Linked DNA regions of Homo sapiens: all the other regions are linked to region 1. The links are chromatin loops, found by intact Hi-C in ENCODE. Cell type or tissue: ovary. All regions are shown on one strand.

Region 1 (5,000 bases):
GTGTGTGGGTCTGTGCCCCTTTCATGTGCTGCCACAGGGCCCACGAGTGTGCTGAAAGGGAAGGACACGGCCAAGGGGCCATGGTGGACAGGAGACCTTCTTGGGGGTTCGGTGGTGTCCTTGACCCCACTCTGACTGAGCACTGCCCCAAGGCACTGCCATTCCAGGCCCCCTTCCCTGAGCCTCCCACCCCAGGCCCACCCACCTGCTGGGTCCTCCCACCTGCGGGGCCCGCCATGCGGGGTCACCATGCGAGTCTCACCATGCAGGGTCACCACACGAGTCTCACCATGCAGGGTCACCACGCGAGTCTCACCATGCAGGGTCACCATGCGGGGTCACCATGTGGGGTCACCATGCGGGGCTCACCATGTGGGGCTTCAGGAGCTTGCTGAGCACCCTCCCCACCCACGGTCACTCTCCCTGGGGTCTGTAAGCCTCCCTGGGCCTGAGCAGCTCCCAGCCTTGCTGCTGCCTTTCCACTTCCTGGCAGTGAGGTCTCCTGGGTGCCTTCTCTCAGCCCTTTGGGATGTTTTTTGTGAGGAAGGGAGGCTTTGATGCTGTGGAGCATCTGTAGTGCCCACTCCAGTGGCTTCACAGGAGCAGCAGGCTGTTTGTTCTGAGCTGTTCCACCTTGTGCCTGCCAGAGGGGAGATAGTGGACAGGCCTCCCTCCCCCCAAGTGGTGGGGTGGACCCCCTGCCCGCTGTGGCCCCATACCTGGGGGCCACACACCACTGCCCTGGGCCGTGCAGCTGCTATGAAGAGTGTGCTGCTGAGACCCTGGAAGAGACGGAGGATGAAATTGTGTTGCCAGATAGTCCATTTGTTGTTCTGAGACTCGCATGCCTGGGAGAATCCTGGGAATTAACTAGCTCCTTCTCTCCCATCCCATTTTACAGAAAAGTGAGACCCAAGGTGGTTTCTGACTTGCCCAGAGGTCATAACTGCTTGGACAGTCATGGTCCTCAGAGCCCACGTTTGCTGACCAGTGCAGGCTCTCACAGCCACTCAGCTCCTGCAGCCGTGGCGTGGCAGAGGAGGGAAGCACTTCCTGGGATTTATGCTGCCTCCCTGACATTTCAAGGCCCTTCATTTCTCTAAATATTGGAGGAGTTGAATTATTTTTAGTTGAGCCTCAAGGGATCAGAGAATAAGCTTGCAGCAACGTTGGCAGATGGGCTTCTTCTAGCAGAGAGTGGTTATTCGGGGCCTCTTATTGAGAGAATCGGGTGATTTGAGGAAATCTGGGGTGTCCTGAGGCATACCAGAGGACCCCCAAGTTTTTCCTGTGGCTCGTCTGCCATCAGGAAACCAAAATGACTCCCCTCGTCCTGAGCTCTCCAGGGTGTGGACCTGGAATGCTTAAGGGGAGGCAATGGCATATCTTTAAGATGAGCACAGCTCCGGAGCCACTCGAGCACCCAAGGCCACGTCCTGCTCAGGGCACTTCGGGCCTCAGTTTCCTTATCTTTAAAATGGACAGAGTTGGCCGGGTGAGGTGGCCCTGCCTGTAATCCCAGCACTTTGGGAGGCCAAGGCTGGCAGATTGCTTGAGCCCAGGAGTTTGAAGCCAGCCTGGGCAACATGGCGAAACCCCATCTCTACTACAAGTACAAAAATTTGGCCGGGCATGGTGGCTCATGCTTGTAATCCCAGCACTTTGGGAGGCCAAGGAGAGCGGATCACTTGAGGCCAGAAGCTCGAGACCGCCTCTACTAAAAATACAAAAATTAGCCAGGCGTGGTGGCTCACGCCTGTAATCTCAGCTACTCGGGTGGCTGAGGCAGGAGAATCACTTGAACCTGGGAAGTAGAGGTTGCAGTGAGCTGAGATCGTGCCACTGCACTCTAGCCTGGGCGACAGAGCAAAACCCTGTCTCAAAAAAAAAAAAAAAAATTAGTCAGGCATGGTGGCACACACCTGTAGTCCCAGCTACTCAGGAGGCTGAGGTGGGAGGATTGTTTGAGCCCAGAAGGTTGAGGCTGCATTGAGCTGAGATTGCACCACTGCACTCCAGCCTGGGCGACAGAGCGAGACCCTGTCTCAAAAAAATAAAATAGACATAATAAGAGTACCTACCACCTACGGCTGGGGAGACCAGAATGAGATATCCTGCCAAAAGCACTCACCGCACTTCCTGGCACACAGCAAGGGTTCAGCAGTTACCCGCTTCTGCTCATTTTCTTGGTGTTCTCATCAGTATGATTATTTAGGGAAACTTGGGTCCCCAGATAACCGTGGGGAGGGGAGGGTTTACCTGCAGGTGCCCTGGCCCAGCCGTTCATGCAGCGCCGTGCTGTTTCTGTGTCTGTGCGCTTCGGTGGAGATGCTGTGGGTGGGTGGGCAGGTGTGCCTTGTGCTGTGGCCTCCCGAGACAAGGAGGGCTCCCACCTAAGCAGGGTCCTGCAGCCCAGGCACATAGCCCTGCCCTGGCCCTCCAGGTCCACACGGCTGTGGGTTCCCACCAGGGGGCGGCAGGGACTTGCGGCCGGGGACCCAGCCTGGTTTCTCCCGCTTTGCTTCGTGGCCAGGCTAGGGCCAGGGGGGCTGCGCAGGATGGGGCCTTTTCACCACTGCCTGGAGCCGCTCGCCCACCAACCCCACTGACGGCTCTCAGTTTCCCTTTCCCCGAGCGCCCTTCACCCTGAGGCACAGCACAGCCTCGTGCTCCTGGCCCCACTGGCCTGCTCCCTTAAGCTGAGTTTTGCCTTTGCAGTTTGAGTGACATTTTTGCTGGGGATCCGGGGCTGCTCGGGGTGGCCTCGCACACCCCTGCACTTTGGCTGCCTGGAACGTGGCTTGGGGTTCACGGTGCTCCATGGTTTGACTCACAGGCAGGGTTCCAGCAGCAGCAGAGAGAAAGAGCATCTTCTCCAGCCGGCCCTACAGAGGCCCCGGGACCCCAAAGGCTGCACTGAGGTGGCCACCAAAACCAGGGGGCAGAGTCCTCCTAAGTTCTGGCCCTAGATCTAGGCTCCAGATCTCCCGGGAGTTGGATCCAGAGGAACCTGGGCTCACTTCTTTAGCAGGTTCTGGACACACGATGCCTTTAGGGGCTCAAGAAAATGTTTAATTTATTTTAAAATTAGAAGGAAAATATCTCTGGAACATTTAGGGCCAAAGAAAATGTTTTAATGTTTTTTCTCACTTTAGAAATAATAATTCAAAAATCCATTAAATTATTTAACAGCTTTTTTAATGGAGGAAGGGGCCCCCCAAATCACAAAGTGGCCCTGGGCCCTGGGATGGCCGGAGGAGAGCCTGCCATACCCACGCAGTGTGCCTGAGTCCTGGAGTGCGATGTATTCTGAGCCACCCAGAATGGTGAGTCACCAAGAGGCAGCTTGGAGGTGGGCCGCTGCCCCTGCACACTGTGCTTGGGGGACACAGCCGACACGACCAGCCTGCAGTACCAGGATAGACAATTTGGGCTGGAGCCAAACTTGATCAGAGGGAGGCTGACTTTATCGAGGGCTGCTTTGTGGCGGGCGTTCATTGTGGAAAGAGCCCAGGAAGGAGCTCTCTGCCTTGCAAGAACATTGCCTGTGGCTCAAAATGGCCACATGGGATGCAGTTCCTGAGGTGGCAGAAGAGCCAGCCTCTGCTAGCCCCAGACCTAACGGAGTTGCGGCTCATGGCCACCCTGAGGAATTCCACCTGGGCGTTTGGTGTCCCTAGCATATCTCGAATGGCAGGCTGAGGCTCGAAAGTCTCATGCCTGTCTGCAGGACCCCCGCGTGAGCCTGGGACCACCCGTGGGGACAGTGTGTGTCTAGGCAAATGCCTTGGGCACTCGAGGGGGCACTGAGGCCCTGGAGGGCTTCTGTGGGTGGGAGTTCCCATGACGTCATCCCTCAGTACAAGCTACGAGGGCTTCTTAGAACACGCTGGACACTGGGGAGGGCTCTAATGGTATTTGCACAAATTTGCAATGTTGGAGACCAGAGTGGAGTGGGCTGGGCGGGCCAGGCCCCGGCCCAGATGGGGTGACCTTTCCTTCACCCCTACTTCCCCACTGCAAGGGTGCTGCCTCCCCAGCTCCTACCTGGGGAGATGCTGACATCTGGTCATTCGCAGAGTGCCCTGTGCCCACATGCTGTCCCTGTCCAGACATGAAACGGACAGCAGGAGGGGGCTTTGAGGGGTCTCTCCTGAGACACCTCTCCAGCTGAGGCTCCTGGAGTTGGAAGCCCCTGCAGACTCGGTGGCTGCCTCACCAAAGGCTCCATCTGCATTTGCCCCCATGACCTTCCCACTGTGCCTGGGACCGCAGTTAGAGCTGACCAGCACCTGGGGCAGTCTGGGGTCTGGGGCTGGCGTTCGGGCCAGCATGGAACACAGATGCCTTCAGTGGCTCTGGTGGGCACGGGGCTTGCACAGATCGGACTGTGACCCCAGGCTGTGGGACTCAGCCACCAAGCGCCTTCACTTATTTACTGACCTTGAAGTTATCCAGCACTTATGTGTTTACAGATACCTGCACAACAGCCAGAGAGGTACGAATACATCTCCACCTACAGGTGAGGGCACAGAGAGGTTAGGACCCACCTGAGGGGATGCAGCCAGCAGGTGGGACTTGGGCCCTGGCAGTCTGTTTCCAGCCTGTGTGCTCAGGTCCAGGGTCTCCCTGGGACTGGAGAGGGCGCTGGGGGAATGGAGCCGCCTCCTGCATCAGAGCTTCTCCTGCTCCAGTTCAGCCTGCAGCTCTCCTGCATCCCCAGGTGGGGACCAGAGAGAGGGGCAGGCTGGTACCAGCCTGGGGGAGGGGGCAGTTACCAGAAGACCTTGGTCCCCATCCCAGCCCTGTGCACCCTGGGGCCCAGCCAGGCTGGAGGCCCATTTTTCCCAGAAGCCCACCTCTCTGCCTCCTTCCAGGGGCTCACCCCGCCCTGCTGCCTCTTCTTGATCGCCTCCTTGCCCCTACTCTCCCCTCTGCCCTCTCGCCTCCCCTCACGTTCATGGGGTTTTGTGGACGCGCCTGCCTGCCTTTCATCAGTG
Region 2 (5,000 bases), 92 kb after region 1:
AACCCATCTCTGGTAAATCTGGATTTTGCGTGAAGGCCGTACTCTTTCTCACAGGAAGCTGCTGCCCCTGCCCCTGGGGCCAGAGGGGTCAGGTGGTGGTGGCTTCTTTTCCTCTGAGGCTGCAGGTGCTAGAGATGCCTCGAAGGCTGTGGGCATGGCCAACCTTTCCCTAGGGGCTGACTGCCCAGGCTCTGCAGGGCCCTTCCCCTGGGCATCTGGTCTTCTGCTGCTGCCCAGCCACCTCCTGTGTAGGCCAGGTCAGCTGCTCGCCCAGGGCCGTGTTGGTGCCCAGTCTTAAAAAGGGATAGCATCAGCCAAGCGGGGTGGCTCACACCTGTCATCCCACAACTTTGGGAGGCCAAGGCAGGTGGATTGCTTGAGCCCAGGAGTTTGAGATCAGCCTGGGCAACATGGCAAAACCCCATTTCTACCAAAAAAACTAAAAATTAGCCTGACATAGTGGCGCATGCCTGTGGTCCCCGCTACTCGGGAGGCTGAGGTGGGAGGATCACTGAAGCCCAGGTGGCAGAGGTCGCAGTGAGCCGAGATTGCACCACTGTACTCCAGCCTGGGCAACAGGGCAAGACCTGTCTCTCCAAAAAAAGAAAAGCGGGGGACAGCATCATGCCCAGCCCATTTTTGTGAAATGCTTACCACCTTTGGACCCCAAAGAGGCAGCCCTTCTGAGTCTGGACTGCCTCCTTACCCTCAGGAATCAGGGCAACACTGGCAGCAAAACCCAGATGGGGAAGCCAGGTTGCCAGGGCCTGAAAATAGGGAAATCAGGTTGCCAGGAGCGGGAAGGTACTCCAGGGCCCTGGAAGCTCCACTGATTTGGCAATGGATACTCAAGACTCTTCCCAGACCACAGGTTCTAGAAGCAAATGGCCCAGTGGGGGTGGTAAATATCTTCAGGGTGGAAGGCTGGCCCTGGTCAGTTACTAGGAAAGTTCCCACCTTCCTGTGACAGTTTCCTTAGCTCATTTCTGCAGAGGCCAACAAATGTGTACTGAGCGCCTGCCACATGCCAGCCAGACTGTGGTCACCCCGTTCCAGAAGCCAGTACAGCAGGGGACAGACTTTGGCGGCACTGTCTCAGACTGGTCAGACTCACAGGGCAGGCGCCATTTTTCCTTTTCTGTGGACAAGGTATCTTGCCCCAAATCTGACATCCCCTCCAGATCTGGGAGGCCCAGGTGGTGCCAGAGCCAGGTATGCTGTGTGGCGGCCAGTCCAGGCCACGCTGAGTCACTTCGGGAAGGGTGGCACCAGCTTGGGGCTCTCTCCATGGTCTCCACACCCCCAGCCATCCCTTGGCCTTGCTGTCCCCGCTCTGGTGGCTCTCTTGGGGCCCTCATGCTGTGCATCCTGGGGGCACCCCTCCCGCTGGATTCTTTACACAGTGTAGCCTTGCCTACGGTAACTCGAGGCCTAGGACCCAGCTGGGGACAAGGACTCTAAGGAAAATTACCTATGGCCTCCGGAGGCTGAAGGAGTGGGGGAAGGAGGAGTTGATCTTGGGGACAGCCCATCCCCAGCCCAGACACCTAAAATCCCAGGCCTCTGAAGACGGACCTAGGGCCAGCAGGCCCAGCCTACTATCTCCCCTGCCAGACCCAAGGAAGGCAAGCGTGGGCTCCAGCAGGTGCCCTGTGGACTCCACTCATCCCGTGGGCTATCAGCAACAGAGGGTTACTCATAACGGAGCCCTAGAAAGTCACTCCGTTGGCCTGGGGAGTTGTCAAGTTCACCAGAGTGGTGCTCATCGGGCCAAACCCGCCACGCAGGCCAGAGCCCGGCCACCACTCTCGGGCTGGCCTTTCCCAAGGCCCCTCTTCCTCAGGCTCTGCTTCCTGGGCCCTCCGCCCTTGCTGCTCCCACTCAGGCTCTGACTCCTTCTATAGCAAACCTCTTTCAGCCACATAAACCCCCTCTGCACCAGCCCTGGGTCAGCACCATCCTGACGGCCCCGCCCTGTCTCCCTCTTCACTGGCAGATTCCTTCTCTCCCACCAAAACCCGCCTCTGCAGCAGCCACTCCGGAAGCAGGCCCAAGCTCCTGTGTGTACCCCATTTCCTGCCAAGCGTGCAGGGAACCCTGACCCCACATGCCACGGCCTGGTTCACAGTGGGTGCATCGTGCAGCCTGGGGGCAGAGGGTAGGTAGGAAGGAAGGGCCCACCCGGTCGGCCCTCCCAACTGGGCCTCTGTTTGCACAGCCCTGGGGTCCTGAGGCCTACACCCCAGGATGCCGTGGGTAAGAACAGACCTTGGAGGCCCAGAGCCACGCGTGTCCTCTGAATGGTGGCCAACCCAGGGGCCCCTCTCCGAGGGCACCCCACAGGCCACACGGTGGCGACGTTTCTGCACCAGGCCCCAGATGGCAGATGGCCTGCCCGAACACAGAAGGTGTGGGAGCTGACGCCAAAGGGCCTCCCGGTGCTCTCACAATTGGAAAACAAACATTTTGTTTCTGTGGTGTACATTCCAGCCAGCACACACTCAGGACAGGACTCGTGAAACCACCTCGCTCGCAGCTTGGCGTGAAGAGAATTCTTTGCCTAACAAAAGTCAAGGGACCTTTCCAAAGCACACAGGGTTCTGGCGGGGGGCCGAGGCTAATGTACTGCCTGCGCCCACAGACCTTGAATAGAGTCGACCAGCAGGGCTCACAGTTTTGGGGGTGGCTTCTGAGCAGGACTAGCGATGCAGAAGGTATGTCCAAGGCTCTCAGAGGGGCTGGTGGGCACTCGTTCGCATTCAGCTGCCTGGGGCCACATCGGGGTGCTGAAGACAGGACTGCTGAGCACGGCCTCTGGGCTCCACCCCAGCAGCTCACAACTCTGTTCCAGATATTGTCTTCCATGGAGGGCACACTCTTGGAGAAGTGAGCAAATCACCAACTGGTTTAGCCACTCTTGCAGATGAGCAGACAGAGGCCGAGTGAGGAGAAGGGACATGCCCCAGACTGCACAGCTGCGTGATGTGCAATCGCACCCCATCACTCTGGGCTGTGCTCAGGAAAGCATGCAGTCCTCCGGCAGGACGGTGGGGTAGTATGGGCTGGACAGGCCTGGGCTGGAATCCCAGCTCGGGTGTGCCCTGAGGGAACTTGGCAAATCATTAAACTTCTGTGCCTCAGTTTCTCATGTGTACAAGGCTAATAAGAGCCTCAAAGCCTCAGAAGTGTTTGGAGGGATAAATAGAGACCACCAAGGGTGCGATCCCCCCTTCCCACACTCCACCCCACAACTGTGCCTCTGTCTCTCTGTGGACACAGCAAGGCCACAGCAAAGGGGTCTGGGAGCTCTGCTTATATCCAACCACTCTTGCTAACAACAATCTGCTTTCAAGAGCAAGAAGACACGCCAGCAACACAAAAGATAAAATACCCAGGAATGAACTTATAAGAACTGGGAAAATTGATAGAAAAAAAAAAAAAAAACTTTAAAGAACAGAAAAGCAAGACTGAACAAATAGAAATAAATCCTGTGTGAGGGATAGGAAGACTCAACCTCAAAAAGGTGTAAATTCTCCCTAAATTAATTCAGAAGTCTAATATGATCCCAATCTAAAATATCAACAGTACTCCCAATCCCCATGGTCTTAAGACAGACTAATTTTCAAGTTTTTAATGAAAAAATAAACAAGTGAGATTAGTCAGGAAAACTCTGTAAAGAACAGTGGGGAAGCTAACCCTCCTAGACTAGCCCGTACCATATAATATGCCAAAACACATTACTAAGCCTCCATAACTAAAACAGCATATTAGTATGAACGTACATGCATACCTACAGAGACCAATGAAACAGAATGTTCTGAAATAGACCCAGTTTGGTATATGATAAGGGTAGAATCTCAAAGCAGAGGAGAAAAGATGGCATTCTCAACAGATGGTACTGAAACAGACAGGCAGCTACATTAAAGAAAATGCTGGCTCCATACTCACACCACATACAAGATAAACTCAACACAGACCAAAGAGTGTAATATAACCCATCAAAGTACTAGAAGAAAACAGGAGACTTCCTTTATCATCTCGTGAGAAAAAAAGGCCTTTCTAAAACTCAAAATCCAGAGCCATAAAAGAAATAAGTAATAAATTTGATAAAAACATTTACATGTCAAAAAATGCCAAAAGCACTGGTAGGAATGTAAGATGGTACAGTCGTTGCGGAGAACAGTTTGGCAGCTTCTCAAAATGTTCAACACAGAGTTACCATCAGACCCAGCAATTCCATGTCTAAGAAATGAAAACATATGTCTATGTAGAAACTTGTACACAAACATTTACAACAGTGTTATTCAAAATATCCAAAAAGTAGAAACAGCCCAAATGTCTATCAACTGGTGAATGGACACATAAAATGTGGTCTAGCTGTACAACAGAATATTATTTGGCCATAAAAAGAAAGGAGATACTGATACATGCTACGGTGTGGATGACCCTTGAAAGCATGACGCTAAGTGAAGGAAGCCAGACGCAAAAGGCCACATATTTCATGGATCCATTGATATGAAATGTCCAGAATAGGGAAACCCACTGATACGGTTTGGCTGTGTCCCCACCCAAATCTCATCTTGAATTGTAGTTCCCATAATCCCCACGTTTCGTGGGAGGGACGCAGTGGAAGGTAACTGAATCATGGGGGCAGTTACCTTCATGCTACTCTTGTGATAGTTAGTTCTCACGAGAGCTGATGGTTTTATAAGGGGCTTTGTTCAGCACTTCTCTCACCTGCCGCCATGTGAAGAAGGATGTGTTTGCTTCCCCTTCCGCCATGACTGTAAGTTTCCAGAGGCCTCCCCGGCCATGTGGAACTGTGAGTCAATTAAGACTCTTTCCTTTAAAATTACCCAGTCTCAAGTATTTCCTTATGGCAACGTGAGGACGCACTAATACACCCATGGAGACAGAACACAGTTTTGTGGTTGCCAGTGGCTGGGAGTGGTGGTGGCTGAAGGGGACGGGGAGTGACTGCTAAGGGGTATGGACTTTCT
Region 3 (5,000 bases), 520 kb after region 1:
TGCACACACAGTGCTGCGTCCTCACAAGATGCCTCCTGGGCACCGTCCCATAAAGGTGCTCTCACCTGATCTAACCATCCATTCCTCTCCCCCTGAGTTTTGCCTTTTCCAAGCTAACCGCCAAGGATCTGGAGGACGGTGTTCACACAGCGAGGCATGGGCGTGTGTCGCAACTATTCCCCTGTTGAAATGTGAAGCCACGGCCGGGCGCGGTGGCTTACACCTGTAATCCCAGCACTTTGGGAGGCTGAGGCGGGCAGATCACCTGAGGTCAGGAGTTTGAGACCAGCCTGGCCAACATGGCAAAACCCCAACTCTACTAAAAATACAAAGATTAGTCAGGTGTGGTGGCGCGGTGGGCAGATCACCTGAGGCCGGGAGTTCGAGACTAGCCCGGCCAACATGACGAAACCCGTCTCTACTAAAAATACAAAAATTAGCCAGGTGTGGTGGCACACACCTGTAATCTCCACAACTCAGGACGCTGAGGCAGAAGAATCATTTGAACCCGGGAGGCGGTGGCTGCAGTGAACCAAGATTATGCCACTGCACTCCAGCCTGGGCGACAGGGTGAGACTCTGTCTCAAAATAAAAAGGCACAGAGAGATCAGAGAATCAAGTCTACCAAATTCTTCACACGGAGATTCCACCACCACCAAAAGCACATCCCCACGGTCAGGCAGGTGACGAGGACCTTCAGGAGATTTCCTTACCACTAGGATGGGCAGGGGGAGGCTTCTGCATGGATACCGGAGGCTCACTGCGTGAACCTTCTGGAGACGGCACTGTCACTTTTGTCTCCTTTGCTGGTGCTAAACAAAGTGTGGGCGGTGGGGGTGGGAGGCGTGTTTAAGTAAAAAGGAGACACAAGCAATGCTAGTTGTTTCAGGATCCTGCTGGGTTTTGTTGGCTTATAGAGGAGAAAATCAGCGATATGAAGGTACGTGAGGGGTAAGACATACGCAATTTCACTTCAGAAATGTGAATTGAGGCCGGGCATGGTGTTTCACGCTTGGAATCCCAGCACTTTGGGAGGCTGAGGCGGGCAGGTCACTTGAGGTCAGGAGTTCAACACCAACCTGGCCAACATAGCAAAACCCCGTCTCTACTTAAAATACAAAAAATTAGCCGGGTGTGGTGGTGCACGCCTGTAATCCCAGCTACTCGGGAGGCTGAAGCATTAGAATGGCTTGAACCTGGGAGGTGGAGGTTGCAGTGAGCAGAGATTGCATCACTGCACTCCAGCCAAAAGTGACATGATTTAGATGGAATTTACTCCAGACCCAAGGCTTGTCACCACCAACCCATCCTGATCCACACCTGACCTGGACCCATTAGCCTAATGTCCACGCTAAGATTTTCACACTGTTTTTTGACGTCGACCCCAGAAGCCATGCTCCAAGGCCACTGACACTGCATCAGTGGGCAGCTCAGTGTGCTGCCCCTCTCGCCCCGCCAATTTCCTGCCCGCCCACCCCCACCAGCTCCAGGAGGCGGAATCTGTCAGCTTGTCAGCGTTTGTCTGGATTCACTGGGAGTCAGGAAGGGGCCTGTTTGGGAGCTTGTGTTGGGTCTGGCTTTGCTGATCTTTTGTGGGGAGACACTTAGGATGAAATGGGGTAAAGGACAGAAAAGGCTCACCTGCAGGACCTCGCGGGTTAGCCACGAGTCTGACACACCTGAGCCTGCCCCACTGCCCATCCCTGGAGTCATCCTTCCCGGGGGCCAAAGGCTCTTCCATGTCACTTTAGTTATCATATGGCGGGCAGATTCGAACCGTCTATCCCAGTCACTCTTTTGAAGAGTGAACAATATGGAGAATGTGAACATATGTGGCCACGCAGCTGATGTACACAAGCATTCCCCACAGCCATTTATTTTAAGGCACCGTGTGCTATTTTTATCCTCCACAGAAATGCTGCCAAGGGAATCCGCAGAGGAAAACAAAGCTCTGGAGCTGAGCGGGTTACTCTGACTTCACTCTTCACACGACAAATGATCATAGCATACTATTTGCCACCTTGTCTCAGAGACAAATGTCATGAAATAAGTCACTCGTCATTATTTGAGTTCAAGTACTTTTTCTTAAAACATGGCTTTTAAACAGAAATGCATTTTTCCTTAACTACTGGTCATGATATTCCATTCCCCCCACGTGTGTGTGTGTGTGTGTGTGTGTGTGTGTGTGTGTGTACATGTGTGTGTCTGTTGCGGCTTACCTGCAACACTGGTTCTGAGCAAGTGAAAAACTTGCAAATGTGTTGTGGAAGAGAATGGCAATGCTCATCCCCAGCAGGGAACGTTCCCGAGTTTCCATCTCTGCCTGTGATTATGTGCAGGGCAGTCATGCGGAAGAGGGATTGGGTGTATTCTGCGTGGGCAGAACCATGACCAGGAGAGAGGGGAAGCCAAGAGGAGAGATTGCAGATGGATAAAGAAGTTTCTCACAGTCGAGGAATAAGAAGCACACGGGCAGGCTTCCCCAGAGAGGCCGGTGCCCCAACCTAGAGGACACGAAGCCGAGGCCAGGACTGTGGACCGCAGCTGGAGACCCCTCTTGACCCGCGGGGGCTGGTGTGCTAAGGTGCAAAGGGAGGAAAGAGCAACATGCAGGGTGACACCTGCAGACAGTTCTCCCTGTTCTGGAATCTTCCGGTCGGCCCCAGGGGTGCACGCTAGGGCAGCCCATAGCCAGCCCCTGCTAGATCCCGGCTCCCGGCAACCCTCAATGCTGAACTCTCCCAGGATTCCTGCGGTGGCAAACAGCCCTGGTATGTACCATTTTATTTTCACTCAAAACATCCTTCCTGGGACCATCCCAGCAAGCTGAGCATACTATTTTCAACTAAGGCCCTGGCATTGTCTAGGAATGTTTTCAGGGCTAAGCAAATTGCTAAAGCAAACATCTTATTTTCGTCTGCAAGGACAGCCAAGCGCTGTAAAAATACTTCCCGATAGGACTTCCAGTGGAACGGCCCCCTCTGGTGGCGCTGTTGGCACCAGACACTCTGGTTCAGGGGAAAGCTCTCGCTGGGCATCCGGGGCGACACCCACACTTCCCTTGACGGTGGCTCCACTGGCAGCCGCCCTGCTCCACACCCCTAGCTGCCCCAGGGGAAGGCCAGAGAAGGCCTGTGGACAGGAAGGGGTACAGGCCCTGCAGCGCCAGGAACAGGACCTCCCTCACCTCTCCTCCTCCTTGCTCCAAGGAACAGCCAGTTTGACACCAAATCCCACACATCCCAGTTCCAGGAGTGGCCTGGGACTCAGACACCAGGTGATCTGGGTATGGGAGGATATAACAGCGTCTACGGCAGCAAAGCCTGAGGCCCCCACACCAAGCCAGAGGCAACTGAGAGCTGGTACCACAGGCCAGACGGAGCCCCCGTGCAGCATCCTGGACCTGTGAGCTGGCCTGCATTCCTGGGTTCTCAGATGCACCTCGGTGAGGTGCCACCTCCTCACGGTCACTGCAACTGTCACACCCTTACTGAGAGGAGCAGCTGTAGCAATAAGCAGGCTCCCCGGCTCACGGCATCCTGGACACTGTTCCCGTCACTTTGCATGAATTCACTCATTCCTCCCAACAGTCTTAGGAACCAGGTATGCTTTCCTCATCTAAAATGACTAAACAGAGGCCCAGGGTAGAAAACAACGGGCCAAAGACACAGCTGGGGTGGAGGTGGGACCGAAGCCGGGTAGCCCAGGGATCGTCCACGCCCTGAGTTTGTGATGGACCTAAACTCCTGTGTGTTTCACTTCCTGTTTCAATTGCTAAACCGAGAGGGCCCTTAGCGACTGCTCCCACCAGGGCTGGAGAAGCAGAACCCAGCGGACTCAAAACGGTGCCTACAGGGGAAAACGGGGTGAGCAGGGGACGACTGAGTCCAGCCTCGGTTCTGGACTACTAGAAAGAGGTGCCCCTGAATGGGGGGACACAGGGGTGCTCTCAAAACTCAGCAAATGTTAGTCCTTTTATTTTAGGAAAATACACTGAACTATTTGTTGATGTAATAGAAGCTAGGGTTTACTGTATAATGGCCTAGTAGGGTGTGTCTGTAAGAGAACGCACGTGAAATGAGGGTGATGAGGACATCTGCTTTTTTAAGTCTGTCCTGTTTAAAGCTCTAACACTGTAACGTGGGGACAACTCTGAAGGCTGCGGGGAGGTTCTGGGACAGCAGACACCCGCTGGCAGCACGCAGCAGAACTCAGCGCGAGGGGTTAGAGTTAGGGTTAGGGTCGCTGCCATCAGTAATAAAAAATACGGAGGGACCGGGTGCGGTAGCTCACACCTATAATCCCAGCACTTTGGGAAGCCAAGGCAGCTGGATCACCTGAGGTCAGTTTAAGACCAGCCTGGTCAACATGATGAAACCTCCTCTCTACTAAAAATACAAAAAATTAGCCGGGTGCGGTGGCACACGCCTGTAATCCCAGCTACTCAGGAGGGTTGAGGCAGGATAATCTCTTGAACCTGGGAGATGGAGGTTGCACTGAGCTGAGATTGCGCCACTGGGCGCCTGGGCAACAAAGCGAGACTCTATCTCAAAAAAATAAAATAAAATAAAAAATAAACCACTGAGGGCACCCAAGGAACAACATCTGCTGTGCACCCGTTTTCCTAATGGCCCCAAGAGAGGCTGGCTGAACAGACAACTATGCTCAGATGATCTTTCTGGCGTTCCAGTGAGCAGGCTGGGCCTCCACAGGAAGAGAGCTCAGCCAAAGAAAGGACAGCTCCCCAGCAGCGAGGCAGGGCCCTGGGCAGCTGTGCACAGCCTCGGCCAGCCTCGAGCTGGACCTCAGCCGCAACTGTGTGCTGTGCTAAATGGCCATCATTGGTGGAACCAAAAACGAACAATGGGAAAATTATCACATTATCCTTCTACGAAGCAATCTGGAAAGCTAATTACGTGTTACTCTGCGCACATCTTCATCTCTGATGTGGAAACAGCATGGGCGAATCGGTCTGGTGGGGAAAAACATCATACTTAAGA
Region 4 (5,000 bases), 85 kb after region 1:
CCCCTGGCCCCCACCCCAGGCCCTCCCTGACAGCCCCCACCACCAGGGGGATACAGAGCGGTGCCCAGCTCTGCCGGGGACAACAGAGACTGCCCAACATCCCACAGGGAAAGAGGCAGAAAAGACGCAAACTTCAAAGCTGTCCTCTGGGCTGCAGTAGTTCTGTGGACCTGGTGGCTGCCACGCTCGGGGAGCCGGTGAGAGGCTGACACACCCGCTGTATGACGCGGCCAGGCCAGGCTCTCCCCCAGGCAGCAGGTGGGCTCCCTCTCTGGGACCCGACACCACTCAGGAAGCTTTCATCAGGCCCACGAGTTGGGCTCCCCTTCAAGGGCCCACCTAGTGCCCAGAGTGGGGGCTGTCGATGCCAGCACACCCCAGCCCTGCCTGGGCCCACACCCCCTCAGTTCTTCTCTATCTGCTCAATGTCCAACTCGCCGTCCAGGGAGCAGAGGCTGTTCCCAGGGGCCCCGCGGTCCCGCCAGGCTGCAGCCGGCTCCGCTCTCCTGCCACAATCCTCGTCCAGGGCGCAGCTGTCTGACTCCTCACAGGACAGGTCCTCCTGGCAGGCGAGGTGGTCGTCGAAGGAAGGGGGAAGAGGCTCAGGGACCGGGGTCCCAGCGGGGGTCCTGCCCCCTGGGCCGGAGGCTGAGAGCAGGGCGGTCCAGGCCCTGGTGTTGCTGACGTGGCGGGCGAAGGGGCTCTGGGGACCGCAGTCCTCTGTCCCTGCGCTCAGGCAGCTGAGGCTGCTGAAGGTCTGACAGTTCTGTGGAGGGGCAGACACACAGGTTACTAAGGGTTACTCCCCTCCCGCAGCCCCAGGACTGCACACCCCACAAAGCAACTAGACCACCAGGCTGTGGCAAGACCAATCAAGTCCCGGGTTCCTCCTATCCAGGCAAGGACGGGCCCATGAGCAACGTACTCATGAAGATGCACCTCCGGCCAATGAGCGCTCTGTGCTCATAAAGACACGCGCAATTCCACTATTCACCTACTAACTCGGCAAAGCACACAAATTTGATGCAGACCCAGTTCTGGGGGGCTGCGGTGAAACAGGAATGCTCCTAACACTTCGTCCACAGCCTTTCTGAAGCGCAACCTGGGGAAAATATATCCAATTCCTTGATCAGGTAATTTCACTACTTGGATTTTTATCTTAAGAAAACATTCTAAGATGTGTGTAAAAATTTGGCAACATACCGTTAAATGGAAAAGAAGAGAGTAACCCAAACACCCTACAATGGTGGTGAAATCAATGTTTTTCAAGCAGGGACCTCTATGCAAACATAACTGACGCGCCGCGATACTTCCCTTGAGAAGGGATCTGACTTGGAGGAAGCCCAGGCTGTAACTGCCCCACACAGGGCGACACGACGCCCGCTCTACCCACTCTCCACAACCAGAGCGGGAGCCGCAGGCTAGAAGGGGCCGAGCTGAAGTCCTGAGCCTGGTGTGTAACAGAGCCATGCAGGGAGCTGGGGAAACATGAGTTCTCGGCCTCACCTGGAGACACAGAGTCTCTAGAAGGGAGTGGTCCTGTGCCCTCCACAGGTGCTGGGGACTGGGAGGTCTGATCTGCTGAGGAGGGGCCAGGCTCCAGGTTCTGGTGCTCGCCAGCTGGGGGCCTCATCTGGAAGAGGTGCATGATGCTCCCTGCCTGCCTTGCTGGGCCCTTTGAGGCCCCAGAGAGAGAGTAGGCTGCGCAGAAGCTTCTCCGCTCACCAAGTGTGCTCCCTCTGTGTGCTCCCAGGCACCAAGTGTGCTCCCAGGCTGGCCTGGGGCAGGAGGCAGCCTGGGGCCTGCCCGAGCGGCAGGCAGAGCTTGAACAGGATTTCAAGGGTACGCAGGCCAGTTCTGCTTGGCGTCAGCTGCCAGCGATGGGGGTAGGGCTGACACTGTGCACAAGTGGGTGCAGTTCAACACCTGCTCCCAGGGCAGAGCACAAAATCCAGCCTTCTCCTCAGAATGATGCACATGCCACAGACAGGACAGAGGCTGAGACAGTGAGGGGCACTCCCGGCGCAGTCCTGGATATCCCCAACCGGACTGCAGCAACGAGGTCGAATAGCAGAGGGGAGCGAGGGAAGAGCTGCGCACAGAGGGCAGGGGGGAATTCCAGCCTTTAGTTTCTTCCCAGCAGATGGGTGGGGACTGGGGAAGCAAAGCAGGGCCTTGGAGCACCCGCCGCCTCCCTCGCCGCACGCCTGCTGACGCCAAGACCACAGACCTGTCCCGAGGGCCTGATTCTTTCAAAGGCTGCAGTGTTTGTGTGTCTCTTTGAAATACAGGTGATCACTGGCTGTCACAGCCAACAAGCTGTTGAACCAGCCTCAGCGGATGGGAAATAAAAGGCGCTCTCTCTGGAGGAAGGTATATGTGCCTGCCATGGGCACGCTCATTGTTCCTGAACACTCGGTGGAGGAAGCCGTTCTGATGGGTTTGCTTTTTTTGGAATCTTTTGATTAACTGAGAAAGGTGAAGGCTGAGGTGTTGGGGGGAGCTCTGCACGGGAACTCAGGAGAGTGGCAGGGGCACCCATTAGACTGGAGATGCTGGCCCCCCAAGGAGCCACAGGTCCACCCTCTGGGCCATGGTGGGATTCGATGCAGCCCGGTGGTGTGCACACAGCACAATCCCCTCACCACGGCAGAGAGCTGGAGACGGCGACCCCTGCACAACAGCCCCAGGTTCCTCACCGGCTCCTGGCCAGGCCTGGACGATGGATCGGCAACCAGGATCCTCGCCTGCCCCTGGCCAGGCCTGGGCGATGGACCAGCAGCTCCCAAAGCGAACCTGCCGCTTGTGAGGTGGAAGCCCCAGTGCTTTCGAGGGGAGGGTCTCTGAGGCTCCTCCTGCTTCTCAGCCACCCTCTTGACTGGCCTAGACCTGAGCCAGGACAGAAGGAGAACTGAGTAGGGGGCACAAAACAGGGGCAAGATGGCCCAGCCTGGGTGGCCTCAGCCGTGTGTCCCGGGCTCTGCTGAGCCAGGCTGCCCCGACAGAGGAGGCCTAGGGTGAGGCCAGGATGCGTCAGGGCCTGAGGTCCCCGGGGAGCCTGACCCACCTTCTCCTGACCCTGGCTGAGCAGCCTGTTTCTTGGCCTGTAGAGCAGCCACGGTGTGTAAGGATAAATAATCATGTCCAGTCAAGGCCAGAGCAGCCCGGATGACATGCTGTGAACAGGTTCTAGGTGGGTGACAGGGCACTGAGGCCGACTGCCTTGGGTGTCAGCCACATCTGTTGAGATGCGTGTGCCTGACGCCCGAACGCGTGCCAGCGTTTTCTGCGAGCTGTCATGTGAGGGGCCTGGGGCGTGGCCTGCTGCGAGTGTTTTCTGTGGCCTCGCACGTGAACGCAGCAGGAGCGCAGCCTGCGCAATCGGACAGACGCCGCACAGCGCTTGTCTGTGCTCACCCTCTCGGTCCTGCTCGGAGCTTCCCACTGACCTCCTCTGGCATAAGGCGCAGGTAGCGGGGGTGCCTAACTTATGGCCACCATGATTGTGTGGGTCTCGGCACTAACCGTGGTGCTACGGTCGAAATTTGTGCCCCCCCCCCCCCCACCATTCCTCAGTGCAAAAGGTGGGGCCTCTGGGAGGTGATGAGGTCATGTAGGGGCCTTCACAGATGGGATGAGGGCCCATAACAGAGACTGGAGGGAGCGCAGGTGCCTCTCCAGCCAGACAAGGATGTGAGAAAGTGCCAACTATGAAGAGCAGGCCCTCACAAGACCCCGATCCTGTTGGCACCTGGATCTTGGACTTCCCAGCTTCTAACTAAGAAATACATTTCTGCGGTTTATACGTTCCCCAGTCTAAGGCATCTTTGTCACAGCAGCCCAAACAAAGTAAGACACTTTATGCATTAGCCATAGCCAGGCACGGGCACTGGAGACCCATTAGCTAGACCTTTCACAGACGTGTGGCTTTTGCCTCACTGCGCCCTGGAAGGGGCTGAGGTCAGACAGGCAATACAGAGGCAGACTCCATCCACATGGGCATCACGGCGCCAGGCAACTCTTCCACCTCTGGGCTGCAGCCAGCCTGCCTGCCGAGTCAGGGTGTTCAGGGCTATCTGGACTAATTGGGCCCTTTCTGCTGTGAAGCAGGGGGAGTCTACAAGGAAGGGCTGGTGAATCTCGTCACAAGCAAACCCCAGAATGCCACTGAGTCTCCAGTATTCTTCAAATATACCTGCTTCCTGGCCACAAAGCCAGCGAAACCTTGAGAATTCCGTTGACTCAAAACAGCCATTTCAGCCACAGTAAAAGAAAGCCAAGAACCACCCACTGTTTGCCCCAGCTGGTGGCGAGCCCCACCTGTCAGGAAGGAATGTGACTGCCACAATGGGGCGGTGTGTGTTCTGCCCAGAGCCCCATCCCTCGTGAGCAACCCCCATGCAGACACCCAGGGTGTGCCACACCCAGGCCCTGCAGCTGCCCTGTGCCCTCCATGCCCCGGGGCAAGGTCCCGCCCCAGAGTCTCCTAGCAGCTCTAGCTACCCCATGGAAGAACACTGCACAGGCAAGTTGGAAGCCTGGAGGCCTGTGTGCCCTCAAAAATGTCTGCAAAAAGCCGCAAAATGGCTAAGTTCAAAGTGCTGCATGAACACATTATTCCAAGGTGAAAGTGCTGCTCCAGGACCAACTGTCCCCCAGCCCGTCGACTTCTGCTCTCTTGACATCCAGCCCCAGCCCTGGGCTGGGCCACCTACTCTGGAACAGGCCTGCCCAGGTAAAAAGCTCAGTGGGAACTGTCCCTATGGCCTCAGGCTAGTGGCCAGGGACATGGATCAAGACCTACTCCTAGAGTCTGCAAAAGGCAGACCACAGCAGCCTGCTAGAGAGGCAACTTTGGGATGGAGGCCCTGCCTTTTCCATCAGACCCCCTAGACCTCAGCTCTAGCCACCAAAGAGGCCCTGGCCATTCCCGCTGGCCCCAGCTGGGGTTTCCTGCTCAGCCTGCCCCAGCCGGCCTCCCTAGGGCTTCCCAGCTTGGA

The links. A loop is a pair of places that touch in the nucleus more often than their neighbours do. Peaks named below come from ENCODE experiments on the same cell type or tissue, not always from the same donor. Only the 100,000 strongest peaks of a DNase experiment are listed, where the experiment ranks them.
Region 2: it touches region 1 in a loop (2.7-fold over the local background); 37 of 110 quality-filtered maps call a loop at or near these places.
Region 3: it touches region 1 in a loop (4-fold over the local background); 9 of 110 quality-filtered maps call a loop at or near these places.
Region 4: a loop joins it to region 1, with 2.0 times the contacts of the local background. A loop is called at or near these places in 39 of 110 quality-filtered maps.

What each region holds. Positions count from the first base shown.
Region 1 is chr10:124,537,855-124,542,854 of GRCh38, forward strand. All of the region lies in intron 6 of LHPP (phospholysine phosphohistidine inorganic pyrophosphate phosphatase), which reads left to right. Among named protein-coding and RNA genes, the nearest start is that of LHPP, 79 kb to the left of the region's middle. RefSeq lists an enhancer at 1,983-2,483. In ovary, a CTCF peak has its summit at 2,446 (motif pointing right); a DNase peak (open chromatin) is centred at 2,477; H3K27ac peaks cover 955 bases.
Region 2 is chr10:124,629,819-124,634,818 of GRCh38, forward strand. All of the region lies in intron 4 of FAM53B (family with sequence similarity 53 member B), which reads right to left. Among named protein-coding and RNA genes, the nearest start is that of FAM53B-AS1, 72 kb to the right of the region's middle. RefSeq lists an enhancer at 33-885. In ovary, a CTCF peak has its summit at 2,335 (motif pointing right); a DNase peak (open chromatin) is centred at 2,503; H3K27ac peaks cover 2,051 bases.
Region 3 is chr10:125,058,309-125,063,308 of GRCh38, forward strand. The region is part of intron 2 of CTBP2 (C-terminal binding protein 2); the gene reads right to left. Among named protein-coding and RNA genes, the nearest start is that of MIR4296, 28 kb to the left of the region's middle. RefSeq lists enhancers at 1-214, 215-962, 3,380-3,429, 3,840-3,919, 4,675-5,000 and a silencer at 3,300-3,501. In ovary, a CTCF peak has its summit at 2,980 (motif pointing left); DNase peaks (open chromatin) are centred at 2,690 and 2,993; H3K27ac peaks cover 3,951 bases.
Region 4 is chr10:124,622,839-124,627,838 of GRCh38, forward strand. FAM53B (family with sequence similarity 53 member B) reads right to left here. Exons shown (of 5, transcript NM_014661.4): 5 at 1-766. The coding sequence ends at 404. Among named protein-coding and RNA genes, the nearest start is that of FAM53B-AS1, 79 kb to the right of the region's middle. RefSeq lists enhancers at 2,230-3,185, 3,186-4,141, 4,142-5,000. In ovary, no CTCF peak of the experiment used is centred here; no DNase peak of the experiment used is centred here; H3K27ac peaks cover 40 bases.